Regions from separate parts of the Homo sapiens genome. Here region 1 is linked to region 2. The links are chromatin loops, found by intact Hi-C in ENCODE. Cell type or tissue: Calu3. All regions are shown on one strand. Links, peaks and the distances in the headings refer to the core of each region. The heading gives the core; the rest is flanking DNA.

Evidence for each region. Peaks named below come from ENCODE experiments on the same cell type or tissue, not always from the same donor. Only the 100,000 strongest peaks of a DNase experiment are listed, where the experiment ranks them.
Region 1: it touches region 2 in a loop (3.0-fold over the local background); 1 of 110 quality-filtered maps calls a loop at or near these places.

The regions. Positions count from the first base shown.
Region 1 is chr12:102,580,228-102,585,610 of GRCh38, reverse strand. The region is part of intron 11 of LINC02456 (long intergenic non-protein coding RNA 2456); the gene reads right to left. Among named protein-coding and RNA genes, the nearest start is that of IGF1, 100 kb to the right of the region's middle. In Calu3, for the core only: no CTCF peak of the experiment used is centred there; no DNase peak of the experiment used is centred there.
Region 2 is chr12:102,687,484-102,692,866 of GRCh38, reverse strand. LINC02456 (long intergenic non-protein coding RNA 2456) reads right to left here. Exons shown (of 13, transcript XR_007063427.1): 12 at 2,664-2,761. Among named protein-coding and RNA genes, the nearest start is that of LINC00485, 130 kb to the left of the region's middle. In Calu3, for the core only: no CTCF peak of the experiment used is centred there; a DNase peak (open chromatin) is centred at 2,346.

The sequences.
Region 1 (5,383 bases), core at 143-5,142, 110 kb after region 2:
TAAGTTAATTGGTTCATGTTAATTTCTTATCTATTTGATGTTTAAACAGCACTTTCTTCTACTTGTATCTACTCTAAGATGGAAATGTTATACCATGATAGCTTTTGCTACCAACTCTCAACCGCTTAACTTACAGAGAAGAATATTCATTTAGGGGGATTTTGTGCTTTATCTGAGCTCAGAAGTAATGCCAGAAAATGTTAAGCATGTACTTTTTAAGAACATATAAGGATTTTAATTGTCCTATTACCATGCTATTTCAAGTGAACTAGAAGTATTTCACAGTAGTCTTGAATTATAAGGTTGAGATGTATGTATCAGGACCTCAACTTAATGTAAAGTAAATGAGGAGGTTACCTGGCAGACTTTTTCTTTTTAACTTTTATTTTAGGTTCAGGAGCACATGTGTAGGTTTGTTAAATAGGTAAACTTGTGTCATGGGGGTTTGTTGTACAGATTATTTCATCACCCAGGTACTAAGCCTCTTACCCAGTAGTTATTTTTTCCTGGCAGATTTTTAAAAATAACTGGTTTAATCCATAATCCCATAACAAACATAGCTTCACTTCAATATTTACTTTATCTGTCCATTCAACAATGCTCCAACAAGAAGCCAAGAAGAAATTACTTAGAATTACTAAACAATTTTTTTATTGATTAGAAAAATTACTTTCTAGGGTCTTTGAAGCCTGGATATTTTTTGTCTTCCCTATCCATGGAAGCTAAAAAAAATCATGCAAAATATTCAGGTTTATATATTAACTCTCTCTTACAGGAAGTTGCCATACCTCACAGTTCAAAGTGTATTCTATAGATCAGCAATGTTAAACTGATATGTAATTGTAATTTGCTAGGTAGCAAAAATGATTCAAGAAGAAAAACAACCTACCATTTATTTACCTTTGTACAGGCGATTGCTTAAGTTACCCTGCTTTTAATATTTGCACTTGGATAAAATGCCTATTTATATATAGGAAAGTCACAGTGCAAGATGCTGCTAGCACAGGCACAAAGTATTAGAAACTATTTTGTGAAGATTAATGATTGTATTAAGTAACTGAACAAATAAGGTCCTTGTCTGATTGGTTCACCAATGCTATTTCCTATGATAAGTTTTCTACTTCTTGACCTTGCTGTGACCCTGTTGCAGTGTAGTTATTTCTCATGGGTTTACTGACGTTTGCTTGTGAGTTTATCTTCTGCAACAGAATTCTGATCCCTGTGTCTTGAGCTATAGTGTCTTCCCTATGGCTTATGGCTTTCCATTTTGGGTCCCTGCCTATACGTGGCTTGTTGTGAAGCAGTCCTAACTTACTTCTGGGATTTCCACTCTCCATTTTTGTCTATGGATTGGCCTTTGAATAAAGAAAAATTATCTTTCTGTTTCAAAATGTAATTTTTATTACTTCAGTATTTAAATATGTCCTTTATCTTATTTTCCTGGGCCTGGGCAAGAAGGAAAGATTTCAGTATGTGCTCATTCAATTTTATTTGTACTTCTAATTGTCATTGCCTTGTCTAGTTCAATATGATAGTATTCAGCAAGACAAGGTTCACAGTAGCTATATCTTTATTGTGTTTCAAAAATAATTTGTTATATGGAATGTTTTTTCTTAAATTTTGCTTTGAGATTGACATTCAAGTCTTTAATCCATCTTGAGTTAACTTTTGTACATGATGTAAGGAAGGGGTCCAGTTTCAACCTTCTGCATGTGGCTAGCCAGATAACTGGCTTCTCAGCACCGTTTATTGAATAGGGAATCCTTCCCCCATTGCTTGTGTTTGTCAGGTTTGTCCAAGATCAGATGGTTGAAGGTGTGTAGTCTTATTTCTCTTTTCTGTTCCATTGGTCTGTGTCTGTTTTTGTACCAGTACCATGCTGGTTTGGTTACTGTAGCCCTGTAGTACAGTTTGAAGTTGGGTAGTGTGACTTGCTTTGTTCTTTTTGCTTAGTATTGCCTTGGCTATTCAAGCACTTTTTGGTTCCATATGAATTTTAAAATAGTTTTTTCTAGTTCTGTGAAGAATCTCAGTGGTAGTTTAATAAAAATAGCATTGAATCTATAAATTGCTTTGAGCAGTATGGCCATTTTAATGATATTGATTCTTCCTATCCATGAGCATGGAATGGTTTTCCATTTGTTTGTGTCATCTCTGATTTCTTTGAGCAGTGGTTTGTAGTTCTCCTTGTAGAGATCTTTCATCTCCCTAATTAGATGTATTCCTAGGTATTATATTCTTTTTGTGACTATAGTGAATGGGAGTTGGTTCCTGATTTCGCTCTGGGCTTGACTGTTGTCGGTGTATAAGAATGCTAGTAATTTTTGTACACTGATTTTGTATCTGAGACTTTGCTGAAGGTGTTTATCAGCTTAAGAAGCTTTAGGCTGAGACTATATGGGATTTTCTAAACATAGGATCATGTTGTCTGCAGCCAGAGAGAGTTTGACTTCCTCTCTTCCTATTTGGATGCTCTTTATTTCTTTCTCTTGCCTGAGTGCCCTGGCTAGGACTTCCAATACTATGTTGAATAGGAGTGGTGAGAGAGGGCATTCCAGGTTTACAAGGGAATGCTTCCAGCTTTTGCCCATTCAGTATGATGTTAACTGTGGGTTTGTCATGTATGGCTCTTATTATTTGAGGTATATTCCTTCAATACCTAGTTTATTGAGAGTTTTTAACATGAATGGATGTTGAATTTTATCAAAAGCCTTTTCTTTCTGCATCTGTTGAGATAATCCTGTGTTTTTTGTCATTAGTTATGTTTATGTGATAAATCACACTTATTGATTTGCATATGTTGAAACAATTTTAAAGCCTGTTTGGTCATGATGGACAAGCTTTTTGATTTGCTGTTGGATTCAGTTTGCCAGTATTTTGTTGAGGATTTTTGCATCAACATGCATCATGGATGTTGGCCTCAAGTTTTCTTGTTACATCTCTGCCAGGTTTTGGCATCAGGATGATGCCGACCTGGGAGACAACCTAGACCAATACCATTCAGGACATAGGCACAGACAAAGATTTTATGACAAAGGTGCCAAAAGCAATTGCAACAAAAGCAAAAATTGACAGATGTGATCTAATTAAACTAAAGAGCTTCTGCACAGCAAAAGAAACAATCAACAGAGTAAACAGACAACCTACAAAATGGCAGAAAATTTTTGCCAACTATGCATCTGACAAAGGTCTAATATTCAGCATGTATATGGAACTTCAACATATTTACAAGAAAAAGTAAACAACCTCATTCAAAAGTGGACAAAGGACATGAACAGACACTTTTCAAAAGAATACACAAATGTAGCCAAGAATCATGTGAAAAAAGCTCAACATCACTGATCATTAAAGAAATGCAAATCAAAACTACAATGAGATACCATCTCACACCAGTCAGACTGGCTATTATTAAGTCAAAAAATAACAGATGCTGTCGAGGTTGTGGAGAAAAAGGAATGCTTTTACACCGTTGGTGGGAGTGTAAATTAGTTCAACCATTGTGGAAGACAGTATGGTGATTCCTCCAAGACCTACAGACAGAAACACCATTCAACCCAGCAATTCCATTACTGGGTATATACCCACAGGAATATGTCATTCTATTATAAATACACATGCATGCATAGTTAATCACAGCACTACTCACAAAAGCAAAGACATAGAATCAACCTAGGTGCCTATCAGTGGTGAACTGGATAAAGAAAATGTGGTACACATACACCATGGTATACTATGCAGCCATAAAAAAGAAAAAGATCATTTCCTTTGCAGGAACATGGATGGAGCTGGAAGCCATTATCCTTAGCAAACTAACACAGGAACAGAAAGCCAAATGCCACATGTTCTCATTTATAAATGGGAGCTAAAACAATGAGAACACATGGACACATAGAGGGAAACAACACATGCTGAAGCCTAGTGAAGGCGAGAGAGTGGGAGGAGGGAGAGGATGAGGAAACATAATTAATGGGTACTAGGCTTAATATCTGGGTGATGAAATAATATGTACAACTCTCATGACACAAGTTTATCTAAATAATAAACCTGCACATATACCTCTAAACTTAAAAGTTTTTTTACAAGGGAAAAAATTGCTTTGATGTTATTATTAAAATATCTGTTTTCTCATTGAATTCACAACATCTACCACCGTTCATAATTTTGCTTTTAAACTTTCAAGTTATGTTAAATAGATTCCATGGATGCTTTTAGTTAAAACTAACATCTACTAACATCTGTCATCTTGTACTATATTAGTACTATATTGTTTTGGAGCTTTCCTTTTACTGATTTTATAAATTGCTACTTGTAAGATTTTCAAAATTATTTTTTAAACCTCAGTGACTTTTATCTTGATTAGGAATCAGAAAGTATCTTCTTAATTCCCTAGTTTTCTCCCATCTGTCCCTCATTTTATGGTCTTTGTTGATGTAATCCTGGATTTTAAATCCAAATAATTTATAATAATACTGTTTATTTTGTTTTCAACTGAGAAAAAGATTGAAATCCTGTAACCATACTTATGGTAATTTGGTCTTTTCTACTTTCACTGGCTTCCATTCTTACACCCAAAACATTTATACTGCTACTTTACTAGGCTTGATCATTTTGTTTTGCTTCTATTTTCAGTAGGTTAAAGAATGACTTCAAATAAAAATTTTCAAGAAGGGTACATGATTAACCTATTTTCTCAGTTTATATGTGTCTGTTTTGTTTATCATTGCATCTAAAGTGCCTGACATCGAATAAGTATGGTTATATTTGTAGAGAAAAACTCAGTTCAATAATGTTTTAGTACTTTCCCAGGAGTTCGAGGTCAGTCTCAAACTCCTGACCTCAGGTGATCCACCCACCTTGGCCTACCAAAGTGCTTGGATTATATGTGTGAGCCACTGCACCCACATGAAAGAGTAAGATAATTTGGTTGCACATAAAATTCTTGGCTTCTAATTATTTTTTCTACCTCAAAACTCTGTAAACATTGAATTTATCAATATGAAGAAGACTGAGCCTAGATTTTTCTTACTATTATTTTTTCTGTCTGTATTTGTGTTAAATTTTTCTTTATCCTCTTACTCCAGAAATCTCGCCTGGATGAATGTAAATTTAATTCTCTTTTCACTGATTTTCTCTTGGAATGGGGTGAGCCCTTTATATCTTTAAATATCTCTCACTTCATTTCAGTTAAGATTGCTCTGTCTTATATTTTTAATTAATAATTTGATTCTATTTGTGCTGTTTTTCCTTTTTTTTTTTTTTTTTTTTGAGTGGAGTTTTGCTCTTGTTGCCCAGGCTGGAGTGCAATGGCGCAATCTCAGCTCACCGCAACCTCCACCTCCCAGGTTCAAGCAATTCGCCTGCCTCAGCCTCCCTAGTAGCTGGG
Region 2 (5,383 bases), core at 318-5,317:
TTAAATGCCATTTTAAAGGTTAGCTTAATTTAGCAGAGAGGTGAGACCAGCAAAGACTCATCAGGCTTTAAGAAGATCAATTTGCTGAAGTGGGTGGATCATTTGAGGTCAGGAGTTCGAGACCAGCCTGGCCAACATAATGAAGCCCCATCTTTACTAAAAATATAAAAAATTAGCCGGGCATGGTGGCGGGTGCCTGTAATCCCAGCTAATTGGGAGGCTGAGGCAGGAGAATTGCTTGAACCTGGCAGAAGTTGCAGTGAGCCAAGATTGCGCCACTGCACTCCAGCCTGGGTGACAGAGCGAGACTCTGTCTCAGAAAAAATTTTTCAAAGAAGATCAGTTTGTCTGAGTGTGTTAGATAATTGGAAAAGGAGAAAACAAAATCAAGGAAACAGTCACCAAACAGGCTAGTGCAAGCATCCAAGCAGAAAGATAAACTATGCATTCAGGTGAGAGCAACTGCAGTGGAAAGCAGGGAGTAGAGCCAAGAGCCAGTGCAGAAAACAACCAAACAGAAAAAGTGAGTTAAATAAATAGAGTGATGCAATGCAGAAGCAAATATTTTTAGTTTGCCTGACTCAGGTAACGTTTATACCATTTACAAAAGTAAAGAGGCTGAAAAGGCTGAGTCTGTTTCAAGAAGAGGGGAATGATTTGGGTATTGAACACTCTGGGTTAAGATGCCAGCAGTATACCAAAGGAAAAATCCAGCAGGTAGAATTGAGGGACTATGATCCAGGAGGCAAGAGACCTCTGGAGGCAAGGATTTGGGAGTCATTTCTGTAGAGGTAAGGGGTAGTCACCAAAACCATGGCAGTGCATGAGACAAGGGGAGGGGAGAGTGGAGTAAAGGCAAAAAAGGGAGGAGAGGAGAAGAATCTCAGGAATGCCAAGGAGGCATCATTTAGGAAACTTGAGAAAAACTATCCCTGGTTGAAAGAGAACTACTACTGTAGTGTAGCAGAAAGCATTCATTTCAAGAAGCAAGGGGATGTCAGCAGTGTCCTATGCCCTGTAGTGAGGGAAGGGTGAGAATAAGACTGAGAAAGAAAGAAAAAACTGACTTGGATGGTTTGAGAGTCATCAATGGTAAAATCATTACACCACCAATTATGTTTCAATATTGCAATTTGACCAGAAGTAAGATCCCAATCAGAATTGCAATCTGCAGATTGGAAAGAGATGAGGTGAGAAAGAGGAGCTAGTCAGTGCAGGCTGCTAATTTAACAATTCTAAAAGGAAGGAAAAGAAAGGTAGGGTGCACATTGAGAGGGCATTGTGTGGGAAAGACTGAGGGTCCTTCTTACAGAAAGGGTGAGACTGAAATTACTCAAGAGGAGATCACTGAGTGATATTTGATCATGAGCCCAGGTCAGGGCCTTCAATTTGAAAAGGAGAACAAACCTTCCCCAGATGCCAAAGGAAAGGAAGTGAGTGAAGAACAAAGGAACATTTTGAGACGGAGGGGAATAGTGAGCAGGGAAGATGGATGTTTCCAATGCAGAGGGGGAGCTGGTGGCATTTTAGAGAACTAGGTGGGGAGGGTGAGTCTGAAGATTTGAGAATCATGGAGAAGCTTTAAAACAACCCCTAGGCTGGTGTCAGAGGACACAATAAGAGTAACAAGTAAGGAAGTAAAAGGCTGGTAAGCAGCAGCATAGTTGATTCTGTGTGTGTGTGTGTGTGTGTGTGTGTGTGTGTGTGTGTGTGTGTGTGTGTGTCTGCCTGTCTGTCTCTCTCTCTCTCTCTCTCTCTCTCTCTCTCTCTCTCTCTCTCTCTCTATCTATCTGCCTGTCTGTCTCTTTCTGGACTCCTGGACTCTCAGGATCCTGTGGGCCTTGACTTTCAGATTGGTGACTACTCCCAGCCAGACTTCAAAGATGCAGAGTTGGAACTCCAAGGTTGGCAATTCCAGGCAGTAAGACCATGCCACCTGAGATTGCTGGGAGAGGCTTTTCCAGGCCCCTCCTGCAAGAAAACAGACACCAAAGAACAAGGTAAAGAAGTATGGAAAAACAGGGTTGGACCCTATCCATCTTTTTACTAGTCACTGCACTAAAATGTCAGAATCAGGGAAATGCCTGACCTCGTTTCTTGGGAAGAATGAGGCACATATCAAAATACATAAATCCTAAAAAGCTCGTTGTGAAGGGCAGAGTCCTAATAATTTGTATTTTGATAGCTTTTAAATATTTTTCAAATGGGTGTTTCCAGGAGTAAGGTAAATAGTCCCATTTTTGTGGGGCTTCTGATTAAATTCCAAACATATCAATGTTCTGGGGTGTGTCCAGTGACTCTGATACCTCTCAGCAGGTTTGCCAAGAAAGTGCAAATGTGAGTCTCAGGGAAACAAGGAAACCATTCTCCCAGTAGCAAGTTGCAGGGCTGTGCAAGGGAGAAATGTGCAGACTTTTGTCTCCCCTGTGAAGAAGAGATTAGAATTAGAATGGAATAAATTGTCGATGTGAGCAAGAGCTGTTACTATGTAACAATAACACTTTGTGTTCCATTCAAAGAACTGCAAGCCCTTTGACATGCCCTGAGCTCTTACTTTCTCTCTGGACTCCAAGAAGGGACTTGCTAAGCGCATCCCAGGTCCAGAGAGAATCTGCCCGCACCCCCCACCCCCGCCCCCCGCCCCCTCGCCACGACCAACTTACTGTGCCTCACTCTTTGCTCCTTCTTCACCAGTTACTCTCCTTCTGTTCCTTTTTGCCCACCTCTGCTCAGCCTCCAACACCAAACAGTCCATTTTTGCCTGGAGGAGGAAACAAGACTGTATTGAGCACACAAAAAGACATTTGCTTATTGAGATTGTAATGAGATCCTCAAAAAAGTTGTATAGACAAGTGATAGTCAAAATATTTAACAACACATTCGACACGGTCATCAGCCACCCAGAAACTACAGAAGTTTTACTGAAGCAGAGTGGATTCACCCACTGTGACGGGCATTACTTCTTATTTGCTGGACTGTGGAAAGTTCCCAGGACAGGGTAGGGCATGAGTGCCCAGAGTAGCAGGAATAGGAGATACTTGAGTGGCAGTAACTTTTACCAGCTGGGACAGAAGTATTTCAATGTTTCACCAACCAGTACTGCTGAATCTTAGCCATGACTTATGTCCATATAATAGATAAAAATTGGGCCATGGAGGTGTTAAATAACTCATCCAAAGCCACCCATTGAGTGCTAGGATTGGGACCCAGTGACTCTACTGTGAGGCCTTTTCCACACTCCCCACCTCACTGGCTCAGTACCTCTTCTCCCTCATCTGTCTCTTTCTGCTTAGAGATGAGAATATGTAGTAGTCTGGAGAGGGCATGCAAGGGCACCTGAAGACCCTCTCCCAGGAAAACTCTAAAGGTGTGTCTGTTAACTCTCTGCTGTGGTCCCACTAAAAGTATTCTCCGTAGTAGCAAGGTTAGGGGAGAAGATTGAGAAGAAAGCCTATTATTTCCTCTTTTCCCCCTAATGAGGCAAGAACCTTGTTTCTTTTGTTCCTCATGATGTTGTCAGAGTACAGCACATGATTGATTCCTAATACAATTTTGTCAAATGAATGAGTGAGTGAGTGAATGAGTGAGTGAGTAAAAAGGTATTTCTTCCACTTCTATAGTACCTTATATTTCTGCAAAGTGCCTTTATACTTTATCTCATTGGACCCTCAAGGAGTGTTTAGAAACATTTTTATTTCAGTTTACTAATAAAGAAGCTCGGATGCAGAGAGGAACACTAATTATCACAATACTAACTGGGGTGGAGCCAGGATTGCGACTTGCCAGCTCCCTGTCCAGGGCCCTTTCTCCCACATTGCAGTATCCCCTAAATATGAATAAAAGTTAATATAATTGGAAAAATGAGGTTACTTGTAATTTACAGCCTGTAATATACTTAGTGATGAGCAATGGCAAACAGGAGAACTGGATCTTCTTCTGTCTCCCGTTTACCACCCCAACCCCACCGCAAGTCACCAGACCCAAGCCAGTCCCTCACTCCCTCCAGGGCTCAACCTTGTGACCCTTGGGTAGCATCTGACTTCACCTCTTTGTGATTTTTTACTGAATTTCCACAGGAAATTATGTTTTGTGAACTATGCCAGCTGGCATAGCCCTCCCTTGCACAGCACCCTCACTAAGTTCAAATATGACACTTAATGGAAAGAAAAGACTGCATCCATCTACCTAACTAGGGAAAATATCTACTCATCAACTCCCTCCATGAAGCCTTTAGAGGATAAGGGAATTGAGTGGCTTCATACAGTTGCCTTCCTCTTTGTTCTCTTTTTATCTAATACAGAAGTTTTCAAAGTGTGGTTTCTGTACCAGAAGCATTGGCATCACCTGGGAACTTGTTAGAAATGCAAATTCTAGGCTGGGCGCAGTGGCTCACGCCTGTAATCCCAACACTTTGGGAGGCCGAGGCAGGCAGATCACGAGGTCAAGAGTTCAAGACCGGCCTGACTAACATGGTGAAACCTCACCTCTACTAAAAATACAAAAATTAGCCAGGTGTGGTGGTGCACACCTGTAATCCCAGCTACTCAGGAGGCTGAGGCAGGAGAATTGCTTGAACCCCGGAGGCAGAGGTTGCAGTGAACTGAGATAGTGCTACTGCACTCCAGCCTGGGTGACAGAGTGAGACTCCATCTCAAAAAAAAAAAATAAATAAATAAAGAAATGCGAGTTCCAGTGTCCCAGACCCACAAGAATTAGAGGTTCTGGGGGTGAGGTCCAGGGATTTGTGTTTTAAAAGCCCTGTCGGTGATTCTGGTGCATGCCAAAGTTTGAGTACTACTATTTTCTTATGTCCTGTTTTTTTCCTATCTAAGCCAGGGAATCACTTACTTTCTGTTCCCAGAGGTCTTTGGTGGACCCCTCTGCTCACTCAGTGCTCTAACCCTTCTTCTTTCCACATGAAAGCCTGTACTATGGTTCTGTTAATGACAATTTTAATTTACCTCCATGAAGTAAGGGCTGGAATAGATGATCTGGTGAGATTTTTTGAAATCTAGAAGCTCTGATTCTTCAGGGGAGCCATATCAAAGCAGATGGCTTAAGGAGGGCAAAGGAGGACTTCTGCCTTGTGAGTTTCCTTTTGCTGTAGGCCCCAGGACTGGAGTGAAGTGAGGACACAGGCCAGTTGCCAACTATGGTTACGGCCCCAGGAGATCTTTGATGTTCTCCCCTTGCTGTCTAGGTCCCTGTTTTCAAGAATTTATCAGAATGACCCAGACTTAGTAAATCTGTTCTATGTACCTTGGACAAAATAACTGCTGAGTCAATCCTGTAAGGAGTCTTGGATTGCCAGCCTAAAAACCTGTTTATAGTTGACTTCCTCTGGCAAACTGCTATGAGATGCAAAAAAACAGCATCATCAGTT